2 separate regions of the Mus musculus genome follow, and region 1 is linked to region 2. The links are chromatin loops, found by intact Hi-C in ENCODE. Cell type or tissue: left cerebral cortex. All regions are shown on one strand. Each heading gives the region's core, and the rest is flanking DNA. Links, peaks and the distances in the headings are about the cores only. Region 1 overlaps Gm14061 (a long non-coding RNA gene). Region 2 has its middle 30 kb from the start of Gm14061.

The links. A loop is a pair of places that touch in the nucleus more often than their neighbours do. Peaks named below come from ENCODE experiments on the same cell type or tissue, not always from the same donor. Only the 100,000 strongest peaks of a DNase experiment are listed, where the experiment ranks them.
Region 1: a loop joins it to region 2, with 3 times the contacts of the local background. A loop is called at or near these places in 2 of 42 quality-filtered maps.

What each region holds. Positions count from the first base shown.
Region 1 is chr2:138,595,363-138,608,374 of GRCm38, reverse strand. All of the region lies in intron 3 of Gm14061 (a long non-coding RNA gene), which reads right to left. Among named protein-coding and RNA genes, the nearest start is that of Gm14061, 21 kb to the right of the region's middle. In left cerebral cortex, for the core only: no CTCF peak of the experiment used is centred there; DNase peaks (open chromatin) are centred at 4,067 and 7,539.
Region 2 is chr2:138,544,253-138,557,264 of GRCm38, reverse strand. No RefSeq gene overlaps it. Among named protein-coding and RNA genes, the nearest start is that of Gm14061, 30 kb to the left of the region's middle. In left cerebral cortex, for the core only: no CTCF peak of the experiment used is centred there; DNase peaks (open chromatin) are centred at 5,559 and 5,891; H3K27ac peaks cover 617 bases.

The sequences.
Region 1 (13,012 bases), core at 3,429-11,428, 50 kb before region 2:
GAGCAGTAGAACTGGACTTTTTCCTTTCTTTTGTGGTCTACCATGTGCTGTTGGCAGCTCACAATGGCAGGACATAAACTATTCCAGGGGCAGAACATAAAATCTTCAAATATTTACTGGTCAGGTTGGTGTCGTGGGTAGAAGGAAATTCTTCGAAGATGGAGGTAAATAGCTCTAGGTGATTAATGTTTTCATCTTCTGTCAGCTCTTGTTTAATAAGATACTCCTGGAGAGAAGATATGGATGGAAGACAGGAATAGTACCTACTGTGCTGTCATTGAAGATTAGGCTATTTCTGGCATTATTTTACATGTTAGATAAACAAATTCAAGAATCCATTACTCATAGGAAATTTTACTGCCTCTCTTGTGGAGTAGGAATATCATTTTAAAAAATTAAGACTTCTTCAAAATTACTTCAAGCCAACATTCCAGGGAACCACGGGTGCCAACTGTGATGAGTGATGCTGGAGACAGAATCTCTGGCTCTCAGATTGCATTTCTTTGTACCTAACCAAAATCTTCAGTGTCTTACATGAAGATATGTGGACAAAGCTTTAAGATAAATAGAGTTCTGTGTTACTGCAAGCAGTCTATAGAATCGTTTATAACGTCTGTCCCAGGACCTGGGACTATGGCTCAGTGGATAAAACACTTGCCAGACAAATGTGAGGAATGGAGTGTAGATCCCAGGTACCCATGTAAAAGCCAGATACTTGTCTGTCTGTCTGTGATCTTAGCACTGGGGAATCAGAGACAGTAGGTACTCGGAGCAAGGGGCTAATTAGAACGGCCAAATCAGGGAGCTCTGAGCTCAAGTGAGAGACCCTGTTCAATATATAAGGAGGAGAATGGCCAGAGAAGAGTACTGATGTCAACCTCTGGCCTTCACACTCAGGTATGCAGATACACATCAATACGCATGTGTGAACATGTATAAACTAGTCACACCACACATACAAACTGTGCAAAAAAAGTAAAAATAAAAAAATAAATAAATTTAAAAAACATGCCCTTCACAGCAGGTTACTTACTCTGATTCTTTAATTTCAGTAATTCGTTGTTGCTTAGCCATTCTGTGGTTGTCACACTACCAGGCATCTCATCTGTGTTCTAAGCATAGGAGAGAAGTGAATCACAGAGAAGATGGTGAGCTAACAAGGACTACTTATTTTAATAGGAACTCAAGGCCTTATCCATCCTATTCACTAGAACACGGTTACATCATTAGCCTGAAAGCAAAGAGTAGCCAGGGGACTGGAAGCTACCAGGATTTCTTTCGCTCTAGTACTGTCATGAGAAATTTTGTAATAGCTGTATATGCAATATTAAAGTGTAAGAAATATATCAGCTATCTCCCATGTATGCTTCAAATATTAATGGTTTCACATGCAATCAACATACAACTAATGTATTATATTCATTCCTTATACTTATTTTGTGAGACCAGAATCAATGGGAAATAGGAACTTGTCTAACACACCAAAGTCAATCAAGTGGTTCTCTGGAAGGTGAATGGGAACTTAAGGTTTTTGCATGTCCATATGTGTCAACTTCTCTCTTAAGACACCTTGAATATGTTAACTTGAAAGGATAGAAAATGACAGATGCCGTGTAGGAGAGAAATACTGTCTATTCCTGGCTTCAACTAGCAACTCCACTCATCTAGTACCATGTGTATAATTTCATGATTTGATCTGCCTGGGTCTGGGTTTTCAGAACTACAAATTATCTTACTGAATAATATAATAGGTAGTTGATATTCTACTTCAATTTTTTGTTGTTGTGTTGAAAATTGGCTCTCATATGTTCCAGTCTGACTTCAAACTCATAATGAAGCCAAAAATGACCTTGGCCTCTTGGATACCAGAAATGCAAGTGATTACCACCATGTTCAGTTGTTTCCTATTTCTTCTCTTTCTTTTTATAGAATATTTCTATGTAGTCCATGATCGCCTCTCACAAGTAAGAAAATCTTAGTAGTGTACCATATATATGCAGCTATAGTAGATACAGTTTAGCAAACCAATATGCTCATATCTACTATCAGAATTCTATACCAATGGGATGCACAAACCAGACACTTTCATGGAGTGACCTGCATGGATATGGACCCTCTGGGAAGGGCTGAGAGAAGCAAGTGCCATGCACTGTAGCTGTTGGTGACTGAAATGACTGGTAGAGTCTGAGACATCCTGAAGTTAAGAAACTCCTGTTGTGAAAAGAGGGAACAATAGGGTTATGTAGATGTTGAGACCCTAAAATAATGAAGTTCCTATTTCCTGTTTTGCCTCAATTTCTGAAATTCTCATCTTACAATTTCCTTTGATTCTGGTTAAGTATCTGCACTTCTCCTGTATGTAGGACAGACCGTACAGTGGTATCTAGGATGAATTTGATGATATTCCTGAATAACTGAGAAATGTACGTTTGGTCCATTGACTCCTAGCTCATCCTAATGGTCACTGGAAGCTCTTGGAGACAGTTGTGAACCATACATGAAGATTCTTACTTGTGGGACTGAGAAACGTAACCTGGTTTCTGGTTGAGCTAAGGCTTGAAACTCCAGAAACCCTGAAGGGACAGACAGTAGGTGGTTCGCCTGTTCCGGGACACCAAGCCCTGTCACTAGCCACAGCCCCTCTCCCCCATAGATTTGTGGCCATCAGTCACATATGGGTAACATTCCAAGCATTTCCACAGGTAAAGGACATGACCTGTGGTCATATAGGCTCAAGACAGATCTCCATTTTAATGAGGTACCTAAAGGCCTAGAGGGCTTAGCCAATAGGCTTTCCTTCCCAGACACTCTTTGCTGCAAAAAGGTTAAACAACCTCAGGCCCGCCCTGAGAAGTGGGGTACGGTTTTACTCATCCACTTTTCACCATGACAGTAAATGCCTTAAAACCACTCTTCATCAGGATCCTCCGTGGGAGCCATGAAGAAGGCCTTCACCTACAGAGCCATAAAAGTCCTCTCTGCGCTGCCAGCCACAGCTGCCACCAAGCCCAACCTCAAGCCTGCTGCCACCAACAAGCCAAGGACTATCACGGCGGGACTAGCTGAAGCTCCCCTCTTTCTCTCCAGTCCCAGGCTAGATCTAGCCCATGGGCCCCACTTTGTTCTCAGCTCTCCGGCAGCTCAAAGCGGCACATGCGTGTTTGAGAACCAGATGGTCCCAGCCTCCGGCTTCCCCACCCCTGGAACAGTGTCCTGGAGCTGCCCTACAGCCCAGCACCTGCTGGGCAACAGTGTAGGGTAAGCTTGTTTGGTCGACTTTCAGCAACCTGCCTCCATGAGTGGTTGAGCCCTGTGGTGGAGCAGACACAGGACCTGAAATTCCTACACTTACTCATGCTGCTATATGGTTTTCTCAGAGTTGTATCTGGCTAAATAGCAACCTGGCCACAGGAACTGGAAGTTGTAGAATGCCAATGACCATACCTAGAGTAAAGCCTCAGATAATGATGGGAGCCTGTATATAAGCAGCCCCGTTTCCCCTGCTATTGGGGACAATTTTAAGGTTATCATAGTTTTTCAGGTCTCAGCAGGACAAGATCCAAACCATTCACAAAATGCCTTCTCCATTAACATAGCCTTTGCTGGCAAAACATGTTCCTGGTGTTACAAGCTGTTCAGAGCCTTATCTGTATGTCAGCTATCAGAGAAATCTTTGGATCAAGATTCTCTGGGGAGGAGGGTCTTATCTCAGTATCATCCAATATATATTTAATAATCATGGCTTTAGCTACTTTCTCTTTAGACATTTTTAGTTTCAAAATGGTACTTTGAAGTTTAAAACTCCATATAGGTAATACAACAATAATTTCTGACAATGAGAGTCTGACCTGGATCTGGCAAGCCAATTGCATAGCATAGACCACCCTATCAGAGTAATATGTAAGTTTTACATAACATGGAGACACACTTAAGGAAACAAAGGCCGCCAGGAGAAGGTAGAATTGTTTCTACTACACCAAAGTGGAGAAAGAAGAGGAAGCTGTGAACGCATGACTGCCATGTGGGAAGGCTTAAAGAATAAGGGTTTTTCTAACAAAATCTGTTCAGATTTCCCATCTTAAAAGCTCTGCCTTGAAGACAAGGATGTATCTGTCCCTTCTGGTACAGAAAAAGGCTCTTGCATGTGAGAATTTCCTCTGTTGCTCTTGAGAGGCTGCACGAAGGTCAAAGTGATCTCGATCTCGCTGCACCTGCTGTTTTTCATAGGCAGCACAGCAAAACAGTCTGTTTAATCCCTTTAAAGAGGCGGTGCTTCTTTTCCTTGCCCCCACAGTCTCAATAAATCCAAGAATTTGGCTCAACTTACTGAGGAAACATGCAAACGGTGATAAGTAGAGAACAACACTTTGGCTGGTCTGCTTACATGTGCATATTTCTTAGCATCTATTTAAGCCTTCCCTTCATGTTGGGACCTTGAAGATAGACATGGGAGGGGGAAGGTCACTGGCTCTCTTCCTCTTCTCAATGTGACCATATTAAATACATCTTCTGCTTCTGCATTTTAATATTAGAAAGGAAGAACCCTTCAATGTCTAGATTAATATTACATAAAATTAAAGATTCAAGGTTCTGTGTTGAACTAGACATATTTCAAATGTTCTATAGTTCCATGTGGCAAGGGGCTGCTCTGTTGGGCAGCACAAACATTTTCATCACTGCCAAAGCTCTATTGGCTGGAGTTACGCTCAATTGGCAAACGAGAGGTAGGCTGGCTATGATGTTCTCTTTCTTGGGCTCCAACTTCCACAGAAAGAATCTAATTCTTTTTTTTTTTTCATATTTTCTTTGTTTGTTTGTTTGGTTTGGTTTTTTGAGACAGGATTTCTCTGTGTAGCCCTGGCTGTCCTGGTACTCACTCTGTAGACCAGGCTGGCCTCGAACTCAGAAATCCACCTGCCTCTGCCTCCCAAGTGCTGGGATTAAAGGTGTTTGCCACCACTGGCTGGCTTTTTAATTCTTTACACACTAGCCATGGTAGTGCTTAACCATACCTCTCAGAACACTTTACCCTGAAACTCATTAAAGAAATGGCTACTGCATATTTTACATGCGTGGGAACACTCCTGTAGAAAGAAAGGCCAAAGGAGGAAGCAGACTGGAAAAAGGGTAAGTGGCCAAGTCAAGTTTTGATATCAGTCAAGTGACTAAGGAGATCTGTTGCTCTCCCATCATCATCAGTTTCCTCTGTACACAGTGCACTCCAGAGTCAAGTGTATCATTTAGGGACCCTGGGAGGTCAGGATTCATTATGAACAGCATGTTTTGGCATACTGAAAAACACCTCTATTCCTCCCTTTGTAGTTCAATCAATTTAAACTTATCTCCAACTAGCTTAGGAATAAATGAGACTCAGACTATGGTTATTTTATTTGGCCTTGACAATTTCTTCAGGGTCATCCCTAATCTACTCTTCTGGCTGCTGACCTGGCTACCTCTCCAGTGCTATTTGGCTACTTACTGTTTCTCCTGGCCATTTGCTCATGGATCCTCTCCTCCCATTCCCTCGCCCCTTTCTTCATCTCCTCCTCTCCTTTCTCTCCCCCAACCAGGTCACTCCAAATGTTCCTACCTCTAATCCCTCCAGTAATTGGCTGTAGCCAATTTTATTTAACCAATTGTTTTAAATCAAGGAATATTATTTACACAGCAAAAGCCTGTGGGTGTGAGAATTTGCTCCTTTGTGATAGTAGGCTTAGACCTTCTCCTACAGAATTAGCATTACAATGCATAGCAACAGATCAAACTTCAACAATTTTTATGCTGGAAGCACAGGTTATTTTCACTGATCTTTCTTTTTTTAAAGATAATATTACATCTAAGGTCACTCCCATTGAGTTCTGAGACTCTCTCACCTCTCAGGTCTCTAGGATTTTCTAGAGGGTCTCCCCACCTTCCACCTTCAGAGGCTGCATATTTCCATTCATTCTGCTGGCCCTCTCAAGTTCCCACCTCCCATACCTGATTCTGTTCCCCTACCCACCCAAATCCCTCTCTCCCTTCCTCTGCCTCCCATGGTTATTTTCTTCCCCCCCTACTAAGTGGGATTGACGCATGCATCCTCACTTGGTCTTTCTGCTTGTTAAAGTCCTTAAATTCTGTGGATTGTATCCTAGGTATTCTGTACTTTTTGTCTAATATCCACTTATTAGTGAGTATATAACATATATGTCCTTTTGGGTCTGGGTTACCTCACTCAGGATGTTATATTCTAGTTCCATCCATTTGCCTGCAAAACACATGATGCTCTCAGAGTGACCTTACATGAAATGCCCAACAGTGGAGAGAGAGAACTCAAAGAGTCCACCTGCACTAGATAAGACCTCAAGGGGAGGGAGAGTATTACCAACCCACAGTCAAACTTTCTGATTGAGAAGTGTTCCTTTATAAAAGGACTGCAGGGATAAAAATGGAGAAGAGACTGATATGCCCAACTGAGGATCCTTCTCATGGGGAGACAGCAAGTCCTGACACTATTCCTGATGCTATAATGTGCTTGGGACAGGAGCCTAGCATGGCCGTTCTCTGAGAGGCCCAATCAGGAGATGACTGAGACAAACACAGATACTACACCCAACCACTGGACTGAAGTTGGAGACCACTATGGTTGAATTATGAGGAAGATGGAAGAAGCTGAAGAGGGGGGCAACCCATAGGAAGACCAGAAGTCTCAACTAACCTAGACACCTTGGGAGCTCCCAGACACTGTGCCACCAACCAGGCAGCATATATGAGCTGGTCTGAGGCCCCTGACACATATATAGCAGAGAACTGCCTGGCCTGGCCTCAGTGGGAGAGATGTGCCTAATCCTTGAGAGATTTAAGGCTCCAGGGATGGGGGAGGCTTGGTAGTGGGGGACCATCCTCTCAGAGACAAGGGAAAGAGGAATGGGGTGGGGAATTGTGAGAGGGGGATCAAGAGGGGAGGGCAATGGCTGGATTATGAATAAATTTAAGAAGATAATGTTTTATTAATTATTTGAGAATTTCACACAATGTATTTTGACCAAATTCCCTTATACTCCACACTACAATTCTTTACCGATTGACCCCCGCTTCCCCAGCCTTTCCCACCCTTGATTCCTCTGATCTTCATTGTGAGAACACCTGCAAACAAAATTCACAGGCATATCCCCCACCCCCCCACCAAGAGCGATTACCCTTATGCTATCTTTCACCTTTATCCATCGAGCCTCTTGCCCTTCATCAGTTACACATTTGGATCCTGGCTAGGGCTGACATTGGGGTTTCTGTTCACAGGAGCTGGGAACCTCTGTATCTACTCGTCCACCTTTGCTTTGGAGGGCAGTGGCTTGACATGTTATCTCAAGATTCCAGAAGAGCTGCTGACTTTCAGTTTTCAGCTTTTTACTTCTTGTTATGATGGAAGCTATCCCAACTCCTCAATTCCTAGCATGAAAACAAAGAGCGTGCATTAAAACAAAAAAAAATGTATTTCGAGTTCCTACAGTAAGGAGGGTAGGCGGGCACTCTATTTTCTCTTCTGTGCCTTCACTTCCACTCCTGCACTCCATGTTCCCAACTGAAGCCTTTGCTACTGTTCTGATTAAAAGTGGCTTCTTTTACTAATACATTCTTCCCTGTGGTTATTAACTTCCTCCACCCTGAGTGAATTGGGCCTAAAACTCATTATTACATCTCAAATGTTCCCTTCACTCCACTTAGAAAGCTGGTCACAGTGGCTTGTAGTCATTAGGAATTCTTTGCACACACAGTGATATACCACCTCACATCATTCTGAAGACTTACGAGGCATATGTTGCAATCATGGGATATTAAAAATAATAATAAAAAAACATGAGCAGATTACCATGGCCGTTTGAACCACGATACCCGCTGTTTGTATATCCCCAGCTGGCCCATCTCTGACGGCACATCTTCTGTATTCTAATTTTTAGGACTTTGAACTAAAAAGATAATGATTGGCTTACCACTCGGTGAGCTAGATGTTTCATTTTGTTGTTTCTTCACAGCCTGGGGCAGTGTCAATCTGGTTGGTCTCTCTCTCCAAACCCAACTCTTCCCAGGTGAGTAGCTCTAATTAGTGCACCAGAGAAAGGTCTAATTTAGGTGCAGGTGTCCTGGGCAAGTAAGTCAAGGAGATTTTGCCATCTGGCATCCCATAGGTGTGTGTTGGTGGCTATTGAGGATGAGTCTGACCGTTCATATTTTCAATTTTTTTTCTTAGTTTCAATTTCCCATACCATTGGATTATATACCAAACTAGGAAGAATTAAGGTATATTTGCTTCCTGCTTCCTCCCAGACATTTTTGCAGATACACTGTCTTTGAGCGATCACATCACCGAAAACCTAGTGTTACCCTGCTAGACTAGGAAATAAACTCCTCTCGTTACTCATGCGGCCTGATTAACAGCGAATCAGATTTTGAAATAATTAAGAGATGCATCTGGTGGGAACTCACAGGTTCTCTGTTAAATAGAATCTAATTTTCTTTGATGATTCAGAGGGTATTTTTGTAGCTTGTGTTAATCACCATTGTTTGGAAAATCAATTGCAAGCTAAGCAAGATTTCCAACTGCTATGAGCAGATAAAATAGCTCTCAGAACTTGCTCACAGTGAACTGTGTTCTTTTCTAGAAGCTTCCTGTGTTTTCTGCAGTTTATATCAATGAACTTCTAATAACAGTGCAGCCTTCCCCCGTGATGTACTGAGGTGACATGTGTATTTTACAAACGTCCCCATGTATCGACAGTGTGTCTCTGCTGGGTTTTATCTCATCATTCAATAAAGCTTTCCCAAGCAGTGGTTCTATATGCTGTCTGTGGTTCTGTCCTGGGTCAGTGGGGACAGGAGAGGCATGAGTTTTCTGCTCAATGGTGCTTATGTGCTAGTCGGGCTTCAAAAGGCAACTCTCCACAAAGTAAAGGGCTGCAGAGAAAACAGAGTATGTAAGAGGGGCCATCCAACAGAGGCTTACTATGGAATTGACAACTAACTAGAGAAACAGTTGGCATAACAATGCACTTGATTGTCTTCGAGAACAGGCTTGGGCCAAAAGAAAAAACAATGTAGGGTGACTTTAGGATAAGCTAAAAACAGAAATGAAAGTGATCATGTGGTTGCATGGGTAGTACAAAATATTCAGGGAGGGCCTAGGTATCACCCAAGCCTGGGTCTCTGTCTCCTGCCTTACAAGATATCTCAGGTAGAGCAAAATCTCCCACACGCTGAGAGGAATTATCAATCACGTAGGTCTTCCTCCAAAGACCGACTTAAAAGGCAACCATGGAAACAAGCCAGGTAGGCCATGTTGGTATCCATAGATACAAAAAGCCTAAAATCACATTCTTCAAAATGCCTAAAATATGACAATTGTCATGCTAGCAGTCATCACCAAACTTCCCCAGTGCATCACATGTTGTGAATATTTACAAATGAAGCAGATATTCGTGTGCTTGTAAAAAAGGGGCAATAAGGCTCCCAAGCAACCTGGCACAGATCGGGCTTTGATCCATCAGGTTTCGGCTGTGTACAACCAGTTACTTGTTCTTCTGTCCGATCAATAGAAATGCTGCTAACAAGCGCATCAAATGTTGAAAAGGTATGTGTGTGAGGATTTCCATACCTAATGTCCTATAGCACAATGAAAATCACATTGCCAAGGTTTTATATATATATATACACACACACACACACACACACACACACACACACATATGAGTTTCATTGAGAGTCTCAGTTTTCATATATTATTATAACCACTGGCTCTTTATCAAGTCATGGCAACCTTAGATATTTTTTCCCTTTTGTATAGCAAATACACACAGTTACCTCTTTGTTTCAGGGAAAGAAGAAACAGGAATAAAGAGAGATTGGACAGGGGATGGAGGGTCTTTGTCATTCTGGATCCTTGTGCAAACTCCTGTAACTGGTGAGCTAATGCTGGAACACCAGGTGTGGGAAGCTTTGTAGCAGAGTCAGGATTTACTACTGAGGACTAACCCTAGCTCCTGTGCTGGCTGCTGCTGAGGAAGTAATATGGGGCTTCATCCTGTTTTCCTGCATTGTATACAGGGAAACCAGTCATCTATAGCTAAGTCACCACGAATACTAACAATTATGAGGGCTGATTAAAATGTATTCCTATTACACATATCAATCTTATTTGCATTCTGGTAGGCCTTCTTGAGAGGGAAAGAAAGGAAGGAAACACAGAGAACCCTCAGGATAGTGTACATTCCTCCATGTGCATCCAAGCATAGGCCCTGAAAGTAAACTTTTCAATTTGATATACTTCAGGCGAGAGCCTGGCAAACCACTGGCAATTGATGAAATCTACTCTGTTCTATATTCTTATAGAGCCCACAAGATAGCCAAGCTTTTTCATATTTTAAAATGTTATGTAAAACCAACCAAGCAAGAAAGGGACAGCTATAAAGTGGTTGCACACAAACACCTAAACTTAAAATATTTATTTAGTGGAACTTTAAAAAAACATTTTAAAAAGGTTGACTAAGGTTATGGGTAGCAGAGACAGGGTTGTTCTAAAGTACAATGTTTAAAGTGTGATTGGTCCATCCTGTTTTCTGTACTTCCAATATCTTTTGTCAGTCTATTTTCATTTTCTTAGTACTGTTCATCTTCTAGTATACAATAAAACAGACTTCTAAGTCATGTTTATTCTCTTCTATATCTCTTCTCTCACCCTTAGAATCTAAACTCCACGAAGAAAAGTGTCTTTTCTGTTCTATTACTTCTGTAAATCAGGTGCCTAGAATATGGTTGGCCATGTATACACGTAGAAGAAAGCAACAAATCAATATGTTCATGAAATATTTTAAAGAAATCCTTTCTACTATAGATAAACCATTAGTTTCATGTAGGATATATCAAGTTTACTTACTCTGTTTTCATGAAACACTATGGCTGATTCTTCACAAATACCCACAGCTCACCTTCCTCTGACTACTTAGAACAAAAATATTGGGGATGGTGAGAGACAACTGGGATAGGAATACATCACTATGGCTCCAGCACTAGCAAGGCAATGGTAGGAGAATAGTGGGTTTGCAGTCAACCTGAGCTACCCTGGAAAACGTTGTTTAAAATTAATAAAAATAAATAAACAAATAAAGGCATGGGTGGTATATATTTACTAAGCTCCCATGGTAGAAAGGAACCTCAAATCAGTTTTCTATATTATCTCAATTAAGAGACTTTTTTCCAAACAATTGAGAATACAAGCATTTGCAAGAATAAAATTGATAGTGGGACACACATTTCACAACTGCCCTAATAGCCATTTCCACAAGGGCTGAAATCTCCTAGATACAGACACCTGTAACTTTAATTTTTTTTTCAAATCCTATTTTTAATGATAGTTCTCAAATGCTTTAACCTCTCTTGTAGCCCACCACCCGGCAGAGGTAGTAGAAAAGAAAGGATATGGGGAGCACGAGGGGAAGTGGACCCATTTAGAAAGGTTCTTTGGAGCAGCTCCAGCCTGTGCTGTCTGGAAAACAACGGTTCAGTTCACAGGTCAGCAGGCAGAGGCAGCTCTATCTACTTGCAAACACTTCCTGGATACATTAGCAGTTCAGTCTGGTAGAGTCAGGTTAGCAACAGTGGTGACACAACCTAGCAGAGACAGCCAGGCCTCAGCCTTGGCTCAAGTCAGCAGGAGGGACCAACAGGAACACCAGAAGTTCTCGGCTGTGCCTCTCTCAGGGAAGCAAAGATCAGCGAAGACTTAAGACCCACAAGCGTTGCACAGCTAGCTGTACCAGCAAGACAAGTTCAGTCTCTGCCGCTCCGTGGAGTCCTATTGATACCCTCCAAACATCACATGTCCTCCATGGGCCTTGCCTCAGTACGGGTCTTGCCTCACAGCTCTTGTCACAGCACGTACATCCATTCAGCCTGAGTCCTTAGAAGTGGCAACAAACTGCAGCACACCACCAGAAGGTTTTTGATGCATTTCTCTCTATGATATCTCAACAAATGCAGCACAACTACACAATGTAAGGTTGACCAATACATGCGTGTCCTTAGCAAAGAATCCTCCATCACGTGTCCTTTCATGTGCTTGCTTTAGCAAAACATCCTCTCTCCTGTGTCCTCACTGGTCTGCCTTAGCCTTTCACACCTGTGTCCACTTTAACAAGATATTCCTTCAGGTGTTTGCCCAGGCAAACACCATCCAACCGTCTTTCCAAAGAAACCTTAAGTTTCCACTTCAGTCACCTGTTAGGCTGTTATTCTCACTGCCAATAACATGGCAGTTGCAAAGTTCCAAGGCTGAAAGATCAATGGCTTACGGTCTTACTAAGGTGAGTTCAATCTGAGAACAAATTGGAGTAAGATTGAAGCTAAGCAGATGCAAGGAGATCTGCATCAAAGAAAGGAGACCTAAGTCTTGAAGAGGGTGTGTCTACGTGTCCCTGTCCATGTCCGTGTCCGTGTCTGTGTCCATGTCTGTGAAAATTCAGCCTTGGATGCTCACAGAGGAACAATTTAAAGGCACACTTTAAAAGCAACACTTGGAGTTTTACTCTTTAAATCTTTAGATGCCATATGTTCCTCAAAAGATGCTTTTGCAGAATAAATAAATGAAAATAGTTAAAACTGTTGTTCTATGATTCAAATTTTACTTTTGAGTAAGAAAATACAAATATAAATAGAAACAAAAGCAACAACAACAACAAAACCCTATCTATCTCCTCCTTAGCATGCATTTTATACCAATTGCACATTTGGGCCCGACTCTTTTGCAACCAGCGTACCATTGGCATTCCTGTAAGAATTTTCTCATTTCTTCACATTTCTTTTTTCATCCTACCCTAGCAGAACTCCTATTGTCAAGGTGATGGTTATAACACAGCTCTGTTCTATCCTCAAGTAGTCAGGACCATCTTGGCTCATGAGTCTCAAGGAATCACATTGTAACTTTTTCCTCTAACATTAAAACTCATTCCCTATAACAAATGAAAATACAATAAACTTTGTGATT
Region 2 (13,012 bases), core at 2,288-10,287:
AAATAACCAATAGAAAATAAAGTAATTAACTTACAGCACATTTTTAAAAGAGGGAATTTTTAATATTGAAATAAAAAAATTTAAAAATAGAATCCTCTATGCTAGAGTCCATCTAAAGCAGTTAACAACAAGGGCACAGAAATATAAAAACAAGATCATTACTTAGCATATTAATTAAATGGAAAAAATACATCAGGGTCCAAAAAGAGACTACAAAAGTCCTGAAAAGGATCAAGCTCTGGGAACTACCTGCATTGCCACAGAATGATAATTCCTAAAGTGTGCTGCACTTATAGTCAGGAGTCAAGAAGCACCAATTCTGAGAAAAATGGCCCTTTCGTCTGCAGGTTAGAATAGCAGGTTTGAGTAAGGCCACGTTAAAGGTCTGAATGGGCACCTATACCCAAAGTATAAGCAAGAACCCCTGGGTCCCATGTTCACATCTTCTGCCAATTCCTAGGCAATTCACTTGAATTCGTGTTTGCTACTGCTTTGAAGAAGACTTCAAAATAAAGAGTTTAAGCCTTGGGAAATTATCTCTATTCTGGAACCATCAGTGTAGTGTTGAGGAAGATCTTGTGCACTGTGTACTCAGAGGCTGATTTCCATGCCTCGAGATATAGTTACAGTCTGGACATAGGCATTGTCATGAATATTGAAGAATCAATGTGGTGTAAAGAATGTTCCCCAATTACCTCTGATTGGTTAATAAAAGGATGAACAGCCAAATGACTGGGCAGAGGAGGTAGAAAGGTTGGGCTTCTGATCCCAGCCAGGGGTCCCAGGGAGGCCAGGAACTACGAGTTATCTATGAGACAGGTGAAGGTCCAGAAGAAAGGCCACCAGGTAGAGAAAAAAGAGACAGTCACAGTGAGGTTGAGCATGAAGCAGAATTGCCACGAGTGTTCTACATGAGGACAGACAACTACAGCAGAGCAAGCAAAGGGAGACTAAATGCAAGTAACTCAAGGCATACGGCTGGAAAATAGCATAGAGGGTTAGGGATATCTGCTTAGTTGTTGCACTTAAAACTTGTTGAAAAAAATAGGTTTTCATTTGGGAGATAGCTGGGTTAAAAACCACAGCCTCTTTTAAATTTCATCCTGTAAACTAGTCTGATAGGGCCAAAAGAACAATAGCTTTCATGACAAAATCAGCTGACACTGACACATTGCCTCACAGGGCACAAAGCATGTTTGCTTGGTTGGTTGGTAGGGTTGTTTGTTTGTTTGTTTGTTTGTTTTAATCTTTTAAATATAAAATAGAATCTCACTGTGCACCACATGCTGGCCTTAAATTCATGATCCTCTTGTCTCTGCCTCCCAAGTCTATACCATGCCTGGCCTTGATAACAATATAGCATCTTATTCCTACCACACTGTGAAGAAGACATTATCACATCATAAAGTGGAAATCTGCCGGTAGAAGGCTTAATGCTTACCTACGTTCATAGACCTGGTCATTAAGAGAAAGTGGATGTTTACTTTTGTGTAAGGTCTCTGCCTGTCCCAGCTTACTCAGGTCTGAGGAGGTGCCCAGGGTGTCAAAGTTCCCAGTGCTAAAAGGAAGACACTCATCCAACCAGGTCAATCAATAACCCTGTCAGCCGTCGAGAGCAGGACTCCAGCTTGTTCTTCCCAGAATCCTAAGGGCAGCTATGCTCACCCACGAGGTGTGCTGGGGAGGCAGAATGAGCTACCTACCTCCCCAACAGTCCTCTTGCTGGATGGCTGTGTGCTAAACAAGCCAGACTGAAAGGCCATCTTTGAATCACAACTACCAAGTGAAAATGAGGAATCCATTCAATAGAGAATCTTTCAAGCATTTCTGCACCACCCACTCCCCAGCAAGGTTGTAGCCCACTCTGCCTAATGGGAGCATTGGTTAGAGATGAGAGAGCAAGCTATTTTAAAGTTTTGCACACAACTCATCACGGTATTTGGCGATGCACTCTCCATGCTGGGTTAATCACTGCCGTGGGTGTCCTGGAAATGACAGTGAGCAATTTCATGAAAACTTTATAGTCAATAACATTACTCCCACAACCCAGCAGAGAGAAGCAAAAGAAAAAGTCACGTAGCTCCCCGGTCGCCTGAGCAACTCTGACAGATAGCAAAATTAAGAAATAAAACCTTAGGAATATCCTAGGCAACAATTTGGCTGGAATATGAAGAATAGTGACTAGTCAAGGCATCCTAGACAAAAGGCGCTTAATTGGGCTTTAAGTTGTATATAATTTTAAAAATATTCAAGAGGGAAAGCTGGTTCTTTTAAGAAAAGCAAAGAGCATTCATTGAATATTTATAACATGTCAGCTATTCCTGTCTGGCTTTACTGTGTTAATTGCCTACAATACCTGTATTCTACCATCACAGTGTCTGTTCATCGAAAGGATGTTTGCATGTTCTCCTTTCTGTGATGGAAAATGCAGGTGTTTAGGAACCAGCACAGTGGAGCCATTTGTAGGTAACAGCACTAGAATGTGGATTTAGGGGAGATCTGGCTGAAGGGTCTGTGTAAGGAACTACATTTCCCCTCTATGGTTCCAAGAATTCCTATTCGCTGAGTCTGAGGCTAAACTCTTCAGGCAGTCACTAGTTGAACATCTTTCATCTGCAAAGTCCCAAACAGTGAATTTTGACAAAGTAGGAAAATTCTCCATTTGACCTCATGTGACAGATTTCAATCAAAATACAGATAAAATTTTAAAAATACTACATAAAAGTTTCTTCAAGCTGTTTTAAGATATCTACAAACAATGAATTTCATGTTATAGAAATCTTGGGGTTCCATTCCCAAGATACCTTACTCCATATATTTAATATTCCTAAATTCAAAAGAAGAAACTAATATCATTTGAAAAATATTTCTGGGGACAGGTATTTTGAATCCGAAGTACTCAAGCCGCATATATGAACTGTAAGTTAGAACAATGTGCCCATAACAGATCTGAAGAGCAACTCGGTTGGTGACAGGAAAGTGGAGGTTTGTGCTACAGTGTCCTCTATGTTTACTGGAAGGAAATCCAAAGAGGAGCCCACACAGTACTATTGTTTGTATTTCATTAGACATTTCTACAATGTTTTCCCTTAGAGTATGTGCACACTTTTCCTTAATTAAATGGTAACAATGCAATTGAAATTGAGACAGCTACACTTTTTCTCTACCTTTCATTAAAATCCCTAAAATTTCAACAAGATAACAAGAAGAAGAAAAGGAGGAGGAACACAAGAATTGCTAATAATGCAAACACAAGTTCAAGGAATAGACATTATGTATGTGTGTGTGGTGGTGGGGGGGGATGTTTGAGAATGACAATGGAGGTGGATGGATGGAATCAAGTACTTTATTCTCTGCACAGCATCTGCTATGTACCGAGTTCAAAGCAAGGCCCCCAGGAGGCAGAAAAAAAAAATAATGATCCATGCTTACATTTTGTACTACATCCTGAGAAAAGGACATTTCAAACGCTCAGAAATCAATCTCTTTGTCAGCACAAAAGTTCTCCCTCCACCCCAGATCCTGTTCGAGTCTCTCTTCTGCATTCTTAGAAGACTGCAGCTTCATTCACTCAAGGTGCCAGAATAAGGAAAAGAAGGTTTTGAGTCACGTTTCATGTCTTGAAATATTTGTTTAAACACGGATATGCTTTGTAGGAGAGAATATAATCAGAAAGAACATGGAAGGAGAGCTTTGGGGCCAATCATATTGGTGTGAGGGTAGAGGAAAGTCAGATGGGAGGAGAAGAATGTTTGATTCACTTCTAGCTCAACTCCATGAGAAGAGAAGGAGAGCTCAAAAAGATCCCACCTGAACACACCAATATACCCCTCTGTTTCTCTTTACTATATGGGCTATAAAAGTTTCCTTCAGATATCTAATTATTAACTAGAGCCTACAATCTATAATAAAATCTGCACTATATCACCATTTCTCTCTATAGAAGAGGCTAGCGTCAATTCAGAGGAACTCACTTGCAATGCAAAGAGGTTACTGAACTAGATTCATGAAGGCTGGCTGAAGTAAAACGGAAAATTCAGTTCACTCACTTAAAATGGAGTTAAAGCCTTCAGTTCTCTGGTGAAGACAGCCCTTCTGTCCAGAAGGAAAGCCATGTTCGAATGCAAGGGAGCGTAAAAGACCCTCTGTGGAGACCACACTGGATATTTATTTCCTAGAATAAAGAGGAAGTAAAAGTTGGAGTATTCAAAGAGGGCACAGCCAATAAAGTGCCCAGGTTGATGTTGTATAGTACTATACTATAATAAGTATCATGTAAATACTTATTATCAAGTAAATAAATGCCTGTACACTTTGAATTGCAAAATTTCCATTTCATACTCAGCAGAACTGCACTACTGAAATTATCTGAAGACATTTTAAGATCAAACAATTTAACCCATTTTTCTAAAATATTACACACAGAGCACAAATTCAGGAGAATTCCACTGCAGGATAGAAATACATAAATATAGAAACAACTCAGATACATTAATGAAATAGCAAGTATATGGAAATAGTTTCGGGATTTACTGTGTCAAAGAGTTCCTGAAGATGAAGGGGTTTGTGGTTCAACCAGTGACTCATTAGTCGTAATCTTGGTTTTTAACAAATGTGAGAGACTATGTTGGGAATTGAGGGGTGTCTAACAAAATGAGAGCCATGGAGTATTCTTCACATGAAGAGAGAAAGGGGCTGCTTCTCCTCTGAGGAGGTGTCCTTTACAAACTTAAGGTTATCAGGAAGTATAGATAATAATAGATACATTTCTAAACTACAGAATAAGCATCAATAAAATATAGTCCACATAGAGAGGAAAGGCTCTCCTGAAGAAGAAAACATACAAAGTTTAATGCAAATGGAACTGGAGTTGATTATTAGTTTTAATCAACACTGTACAGACAATATTTTTCTTTTCTCCCTTTTCTTTGGCTCTTAATTTTAACATTATAGTCTTGAATATTTATTAGACATAGCTAAATGTTTTCATTTACTCTGAAAAAAAATTTTCCCTTTCAGTAAAGACCCTATTTCTCTATTGAAAGAGATCCCAAAAGATCTTAACAGATCCAAGAGTTGAAAATAGTAGAAATCACATACTCTTATTATTGTTCAGTAAAAATAGAAATTACTAAAGAAAGTAATCAAATAAAATCTAATTATTTGGAAATTAATGCCTCTGTGCGCTTCTGAGTAATTGCTTGGTCACAATAGAGGACAATGCTTATAACTGAGAATATGCACAGAGTAATAATCAAGAGACCATTTATATGAGATAGTGAGGTACTGCATGCTTCCCTCGGTTTTGTGTTCAAACCTCTCATTACTGTTGCAAGAACATCTTTAAATGGACTAAATTTAGCAGTTTATTTACTTAAGCAGAGAGGAGATTCATGAATCAGGTAGCAAGCTGAACCAGGAAGTGACATGTAAAAATAGTTGGATGGAGAAAAGCGTTCTTTGGACACACTGAGCAGTCAGCAGGCTGTGATCAGCTGAGAGCCCAGCTGCTTGGTTTGCAGAGACTTGGCTACTTATTGCAAGAATATAGCAGTTCAGTTGCAGCTCATTTATACACTAGATTAGGTTGCAGCTTGCTCATATGGAGGCGGCTTTGTGCCAAATTTAACGGAACGTTGGTTTTGAAACTAAAAGAGAAAGAAGCATTGCACGTGGACTATCTAAAGGAGAAATGTGAAGGAAACTAAATGAATTTAAAGAAAACTAAAAAGAGCAATTAGTGAATTTGAAAACAGAACAAGAAAATTCATGCATTCTAGAGCCAGATAATTTATGTATGTCTAAGATGCAGTTATCTGAGATATTTTAGGATTGCTAAGAGGAACTGCTGCTAAACCCACACACAGTAGGTCTGAAGCTGCCTGTGCTCATTTAAAACCCAGTGGAAGCTACATAGCCTACCTGCTCCCCCAGGGTCATCTCAAGAATGGCAACAGTAACAGCACCTCCTACACAGGGATGACTTGTGGAAAGTCCTCCAGGCCAGAATGCTTTATAGATTGTAAGGACAGACTACAGAGAAACTGCAGTCCTTAAGAAAATAAAAGAAAAACACAAGCCAGTAGCATTTGACATAAAAAAAAAAAAAGAACATTGATAAAATAGACATGTGGAAAAATGTACAAGGTAACATATGTTAATAAAAAGGAAGTTTGCAGAAAATGAATAATTAGGGGAAAGGGAATCTGAACTAGCAAAACTGAACAGAAATCTTGTCAAATACATTAACTTACACTTTCAGGATCCAGAAACATATTTCATTATTTAATCTGTGTTGGCATAAAATAGAAAAATTCATCCAAATATTTTCTTTCCAATGAAGAAGAAAAAGAAATTTTATTTCAAAACCCAATGCAGATCAGTACTTGAGGCGAACACATCTCAAAAGAATGTCTCTGGTTGTAATTGAACTGTGTGATGTTAATAAGTATTCCTGCATATACCCATGCATAGACAATGTGTGTGTGCGCGCGCGCACGTGTGCGTGTGCGTGTGTGTGTGTGTGTGTGTGTGTGTGTGTGTGTGTATATGTGTGCGCGCGCGTGCGCGCTATTCACCCCAAAGTCCTGGGCCCCTGGAGCATTGGCTCTCCTCTTATGGCAGTATTCATACAGTGTCTTCCTTACCTGTTTGCTAGTCTGTAGCCCTACTTAACTCTATATTACTTAGGATAAGTCCTATGCCTCTCATTTTGTCTTTGTGGTAAACTCTGTATATTCTTGCCATTTAAGTGAAACTGTTTCAATAGCAGAATATTATGTTCTAATGACACTGGGACTCTACGCATTGCAAAAGTGCTAAGCAGAATTCCCGCCTATAAAATCATTCAATTTGAAAAATCAGTTGTTCTTTATAAGTACCTGATTATAGAAATATGGTTTTTTAAAACTATTGTTTTAATATTTGTTGCTCCATCATACCAATTCAGGAAAGACTCTTATTAACCAATTTCTCTTATGAACATACATACAAATAATAATAATAATAATAATAATAATAATAATAATAATAATAAAAGCAGGATCTGCCAGGATGGATCCTGTCTTTAAAAAAAAAAATGCAGGGACAAAAATGGAGCAGAGACTGAAGAAAAGGCCATTCAAAGACCGGCCTAACTAGGATCCATCCCATGCGCAGGCACTAAACACTGACACTATTACTGATGTTATATTGTGCTTGCAGACAGAAGTTTAACGTGGCTATCCTCTGAGAGGCTCTACCAGCAGCTGACAGAGACAGATACAAATACTTCCAGCCAACCATTGGAATGAGGACAGTCACCTCTATGGAAAAGTTAGGGAAAGGATGGAATGACTTGAAAGGGATGGCCACCCCATAGGAAGAACAGTAACTAACCTGGTCCCCTCAGAATTCCCAGAGACCAAGCCACCAATCAAAGAGTATACATGGGTTGGCCCATCACACACACACACACACACACACACACACTGCCCTGCCTGGCTTATATGTAGCAGAAGACTGCCTTGTCTGGCCTCAGTGGGAGAGGATGCACCTAATTCTATAAAGACTTGATGCCCCAGGGAAGGGACTTGCAGGGTGGGGAAAGGCATAGTTGGCAGGGGTCGGGGGGAGCACCCTCTCAGAGACAAAGGGGAGGGAAGGATGAGGTGAAAAATTCTGAGGGTGCAGCTGGGAGGAAGGGCAACAGTTGGAATGTAAATAAATAAAACAATTTAATTTAAAAAAAAGTCTGGTCATCAGCACTGTAAAGCAAACACCCCATCTTCTCCGATTTATTAACCCCCTGAGACTCTCTTTTTTCCACTCTAGTCAACCCTATATCCCACAAAACGGCTAAAAGCAAAGATCTATGAGCCTACTTACAGTCAACACTGACACAGAGCTCAACTACCAACCATATTGACATCTAAGCACAGTTCGACTCCAGGCCATTTTGACATTAAATAAAAAAGATCTTGAGAGGCAGTAGAGTGTGTGGATCCTATGAGTCAGAAACTCATTCACTAATCAGAGTTTTGTTGCCAGCTGAGACCTGCAGACTCTGCACCACATGCCGTGAATTGGAATGAACTGAAGCACAGGTTTGAGCCTGCTGAGCTCATGGTAGAGAACCACTGAAGTCAAGCCTGAGGAAGACCTGAGCTTCATTCAGCTTCTCACAGGCATTAGTAAAGCAGGTTTCTGAAGGCCAGGCTGGATAAAGGTTCAAATTCAGCAGCTTGACTTAGCAGATCAAAAGAAAAGAGTTTGGGTAAAAAAAATGACTATTTCAATGGCATCATGTCACATGAGATTAGGTTTAGAATTTTCCACTTGTTGTATCATATAAACGCCTCAGACATAGAGAATTTGGCTCATGTTAGAATTCAGCCTTCTGATGAATGATAATTACCTCATTGTTTTCTTAAGATTTATTTACTTTTATTTTGTGTAGGAGTGTTTTGCCTGCATGTATGTAGGTATGCCATGTGCATCCTGGAGGCCTGCAGAGTGTCACAAGCCTGGAACTGGAGTTTCATTCAGTTGATTGTAAGCCAAGTGGATTCTGGGAACTGATGCTTGATCTTCCATGAGAGTAGCAAGTGTTCTTAATGGCTTAGCCATCTCTTTGACCCCAGTTAACTCACCTTAGGAAGGATGCCATAGGAGGAAGAGGCTGTGGATACAGAGAAATGTGCCCTATGAAATACATACTCAGAAGAATCAGAAAGGGAAACACAGAAGTCCAACTCCTGGCCCCGATGCTTAGTTCTGGCTGGTTCTACCTGTTCTATAAAGACAAAGGCTGTTCTCAATGGTTAGTATGCATCTCAGAGATGTAGAGTACTTACTAATACCGAGATGAATAGCCCCAGTCCTTTAGATTTTGATTTAGAGATTAGATGCTTCTGTGAGCTCCCAGGTGAGACTGATTGTGTCCCTCCATAGACTGTACATTGTCTTTCTCCACCCCCACCCCCTTGTATCCCATCTTTTATACCCTCTGTAAATTAGTCCACCCAGTTTTCTTTATCTAAAAGTTTCTAGGGTAAGAAATAGCCCATAGCTTTTTTCACTCTATTATTTTTATCAAATGCGCACTCTCATAAAGCTTGCTCTAGTATGTCTCAAGTGGATTTGTGTCCTTCATCAACAGGACCAGACTCTTCTGTATCTGATAGCTTCTGTTCTCTAGACAGCTTTCATTATGGCATGTATACTTCTCAACGCCTATAACAAATCCCATGTTTACAGGGCTTATGGAATACTGCACCTCCCTTAAGTCTTGTACAAATGGGGTTTAGAATGCAGTTATTAGCCACTTCTGTGAGGCCATCTTAGCGTTCTGTTCTCAAATCAGCTCGAAGAGCAATGTTGTGCCTGCCACGGTATCACTGTAGGAAGCTGAAAATCTGTTTCTAGGCCAAAGCCAGAAACACGCACTATTTCTCTAGGGTTTGTTTCTTACTCCTCTAAGCTACTGATACTGAACTTCACTGACACATTTTTCTAGGAAATGAGGTAGATATAAGCAGAGAGAGAACACATTTGAACTCAGGATTTAATTCAATTCCAAACTGGAGCTTCTGTGTATGCATTATTTATCAATAGCATTTAAGAGTCCTTGGTGAACCAGGCCTGACTTGGCTTTATAAATACACTATGTCACACTTGCTTCCTGTCCTCCCACATCCTAACCAGGGCAAAGGGAGAATGTACACACAGTATTCATCAAAATTATAGCAAGTGATGCTTGGCCCATTTGTAAAAAGCCATTTAAACCAAAAGAAAGGAGCCATGGAGTGTGGACCCTGATGTCTCTTTCCATGGGTTCTTTTCTCTGAGCCTCTATTTATTTTAAGCTCCTAACTTTTAATAGTGTAGATATTATTTTTCTTGGTTCTATGTCAAATCCTCTGCTGCACAGGGATGATCTCAAGTAAAGAAGTCTGTGCTCAGTATGGAGAAGGCTTCCTGCTATGGTAATGTCACATGGAAAGTTCATATAAGCGCAGGAACTACAAGGAACTTAATGAACAAAAGCACACCTTCCTTTTCTACTTATTTTTGTTGTTGAGAGAACAGAGGGAAAGTGTTGGTCTTTGGAACTACCCAAAACCTATAGATTTTAGTCATAACTGTTGAGAAAGAAGCAAATGAGGGGGTAAGATTTCATGATAGAGAAAAGTTGAAAGAGTAGGGGGTGATGGTGCACCCACAATTCCTGTACTTTCCAGGGTGAGGCAGTGAGATGGGAGTTCAAGGCCAGCCTGGGCTACTGTTGTATTGCTTTTTTGGGGATGAGAAAAGAATGATCATCTCTTTGACTCAGGCCACTGATGAGAGACAAGCAATGATACCAAGTCCATCATGGGTGAAACAATGTGCCTCTGGTATTTACTCACAGGAGATGGATGGCTGACACTGGCTGACCGGAAAACAGCTATGTTACAGAAACGTCCCATCCAGCATGTGTGCTAACACACCCAAAAGCTCATATGTGGAGGCTCCTTCAGTTGCTCTATACCTCCTGTATAACCTGCATGCCACCCTAATGCCATGTCTAGGAGCAGGGTTACATGCTGCTTGGGAGTTTCCACTGGAGAGAATGGGTGTTTGGGCCTAGTGACCCTTCACATCTCTCCTTCCATGAGAGAACATCAACAAGTCCAGTCTTCTGAGGCTGCGCAGATTAACATGGGAATGGGTATGAGGACCACTTTCCTCAGAGTTCAAAACTGAGTTTGAAGCCTGAATAAAGGCCTTAGTATAAGACTCGGGACTCTGAAATTACTAGGGGGAAACATGAAGACACAAACATAGGCAAGGGTGGTTTGAAAGGTCTCTAATAGCTCACAGAAATAATTTTCAAAAACAAACAAACAAACAAAACCAATTAACATTGAAGAGGCAACTACAGACTGACAAGAAAGCTTTGCCAGATAAACATCTGACAGACTATTAGTACCTAGAATAAGTGAAGAAACTAAAAGTTTACACATACACACACACACACACACACACACACACATATACACACACACACACACACACAAATATACATACACATACATACATACACCCACACACATATACTTACATACATACTTTTGTGCACACACACACACACACACACACACACACACACATTCTGTCAATAAACTGGCAAATAAGACAAAAACACTTCTTTCTTGAATGTCAAAATACAGATGGCCAATAGATACATGAAAACAAATTCAGCGTCCTCAGCCATCAAAAAATGCCAATCAAAACTCCATTGAGATTCCATCTCACTCCTGACAGAATGGCTATCAGTTAAAAAACAAAATGCTGACAATAATATAAGGGGAAAGGAACATTTATACCTTGTTTATGATGATGTAACTTGACAAATCCACTATGTAAATAAGACTGGAGTTTTCTCAAAACACTGAAAATCAAACTACATAATCAAAATCAGCTTACTATAGACAAATCTCCCCACTTGTGATATAGCAGAATTTTATAATAGCTAAGTTACAGAACCAGCCCATGTGTCCATCAATAGATGTATGGACAAAAAAAAAAAAGTGCCATAGATACACGATGGCGCCTTATTCTGCTGCAAATAAAAATGCAATTCTGTCAACTGCAGGTAATTGAAGGAAATGTAGATCATCACAGGAAGCAAAACAAGGCAGAATTAGACAGGCAAATGTCACGTTTCCTTTCATATGTAGAACCTAGGGTGTGTGTGTGTGTGTGTGTGTGTGTGTGTGTGTGTGAGGGAGAAAACAATTTTAGGAGTGAAAGAGGAGGACCAAGATGGGGAAAGGAAATGTGGGTAATAGGATGTGAATATGATTAAAGTACATGATATATTTGACGAAAATTGTCATCATGATGCCTATCACTTTATACAATAAATGTGCACTAAGAAGGCAGAGGTAATTGAGGCAAAGGAAGAAGACAGAGAAATGAGGAAGAGAAGGATAGGGAGAGTACAGAAGGCAGTTGATTAAAACAATGGTCTCACTTAAATAGTACAGAAAACACCCAAGGCTGAATATGATCCCAATGAAGCAGTAGCAAAATATATTATGATCCTATATGTCCTTGAAGGCAATTAAAATGGAATATGAGAGCAGACAAAGTTAGTTGCTCAGTGGATAAAAGCTTTTGTTGACAAGTCCAAGGGCCTGAGTTGGATCTCCAGAACCCACACAGTTGAGAGAACTGATACCCACAAATTCCCTTTCTACTTCTCTGAAACACATGCTATGGCATACATACATTCACAGTCATGTACACACATACGTCTCACACACAAACACATACACACACACACAAATAATGGGCTTACAATAGGGGAGGGCTGGAATGCTGAGTGTAGAGACAAGGTTACACCTGTGTGTATTTCCATTTAGACATTGCAGGAATCTGGCAGGAAGTATGGACACAAACTCTAGGGGTGGCCAAAGAATAATGAGATTTGTAGTCAATGAGAGTGTAAAGAGGAGGCACCCCAGGAGAACTGGCAGGACTTGTGCGAGAGAAAGACAGGGGTGTAGAAATGGATAGAAAAGGAAAACCAGAAGAAAACCCAATGCAAGAAATGCCCCAAAGTAACAGAGAGGCACTTGAGAAATTGAATTTACAGGCATGGCGAACAAAGCCATGGGTCAGAAAAGAATGCTGATCCACACCCTAAAACATCTAGCCAAGAAGCCAAAGCACAAACTTAATAAATGTCCCTCAAATGCCTAGGACTAGGTCAATAGCTGAGCACTTGTGTAATCTGTGCTGTGTCCAACATAAAAGCAGCAGGATAAAGCCAAACATGCCCCCATCTATTCATTCCTCCAACTCAACATGCCAATAGCCTCAAAACAGAGGACGCCCACAGCTCTCCCTGTTCCTAATACGTCCTTACCCCTGGGCCCACCATTGAGCCTGTACTGAATGCATACATTGGAAGCTGACTTGCTTGCCATACTGAGCTCTGGCAATATACACTTTGTTCCTTCTCATTTCTGAAGTCTTTATTTAT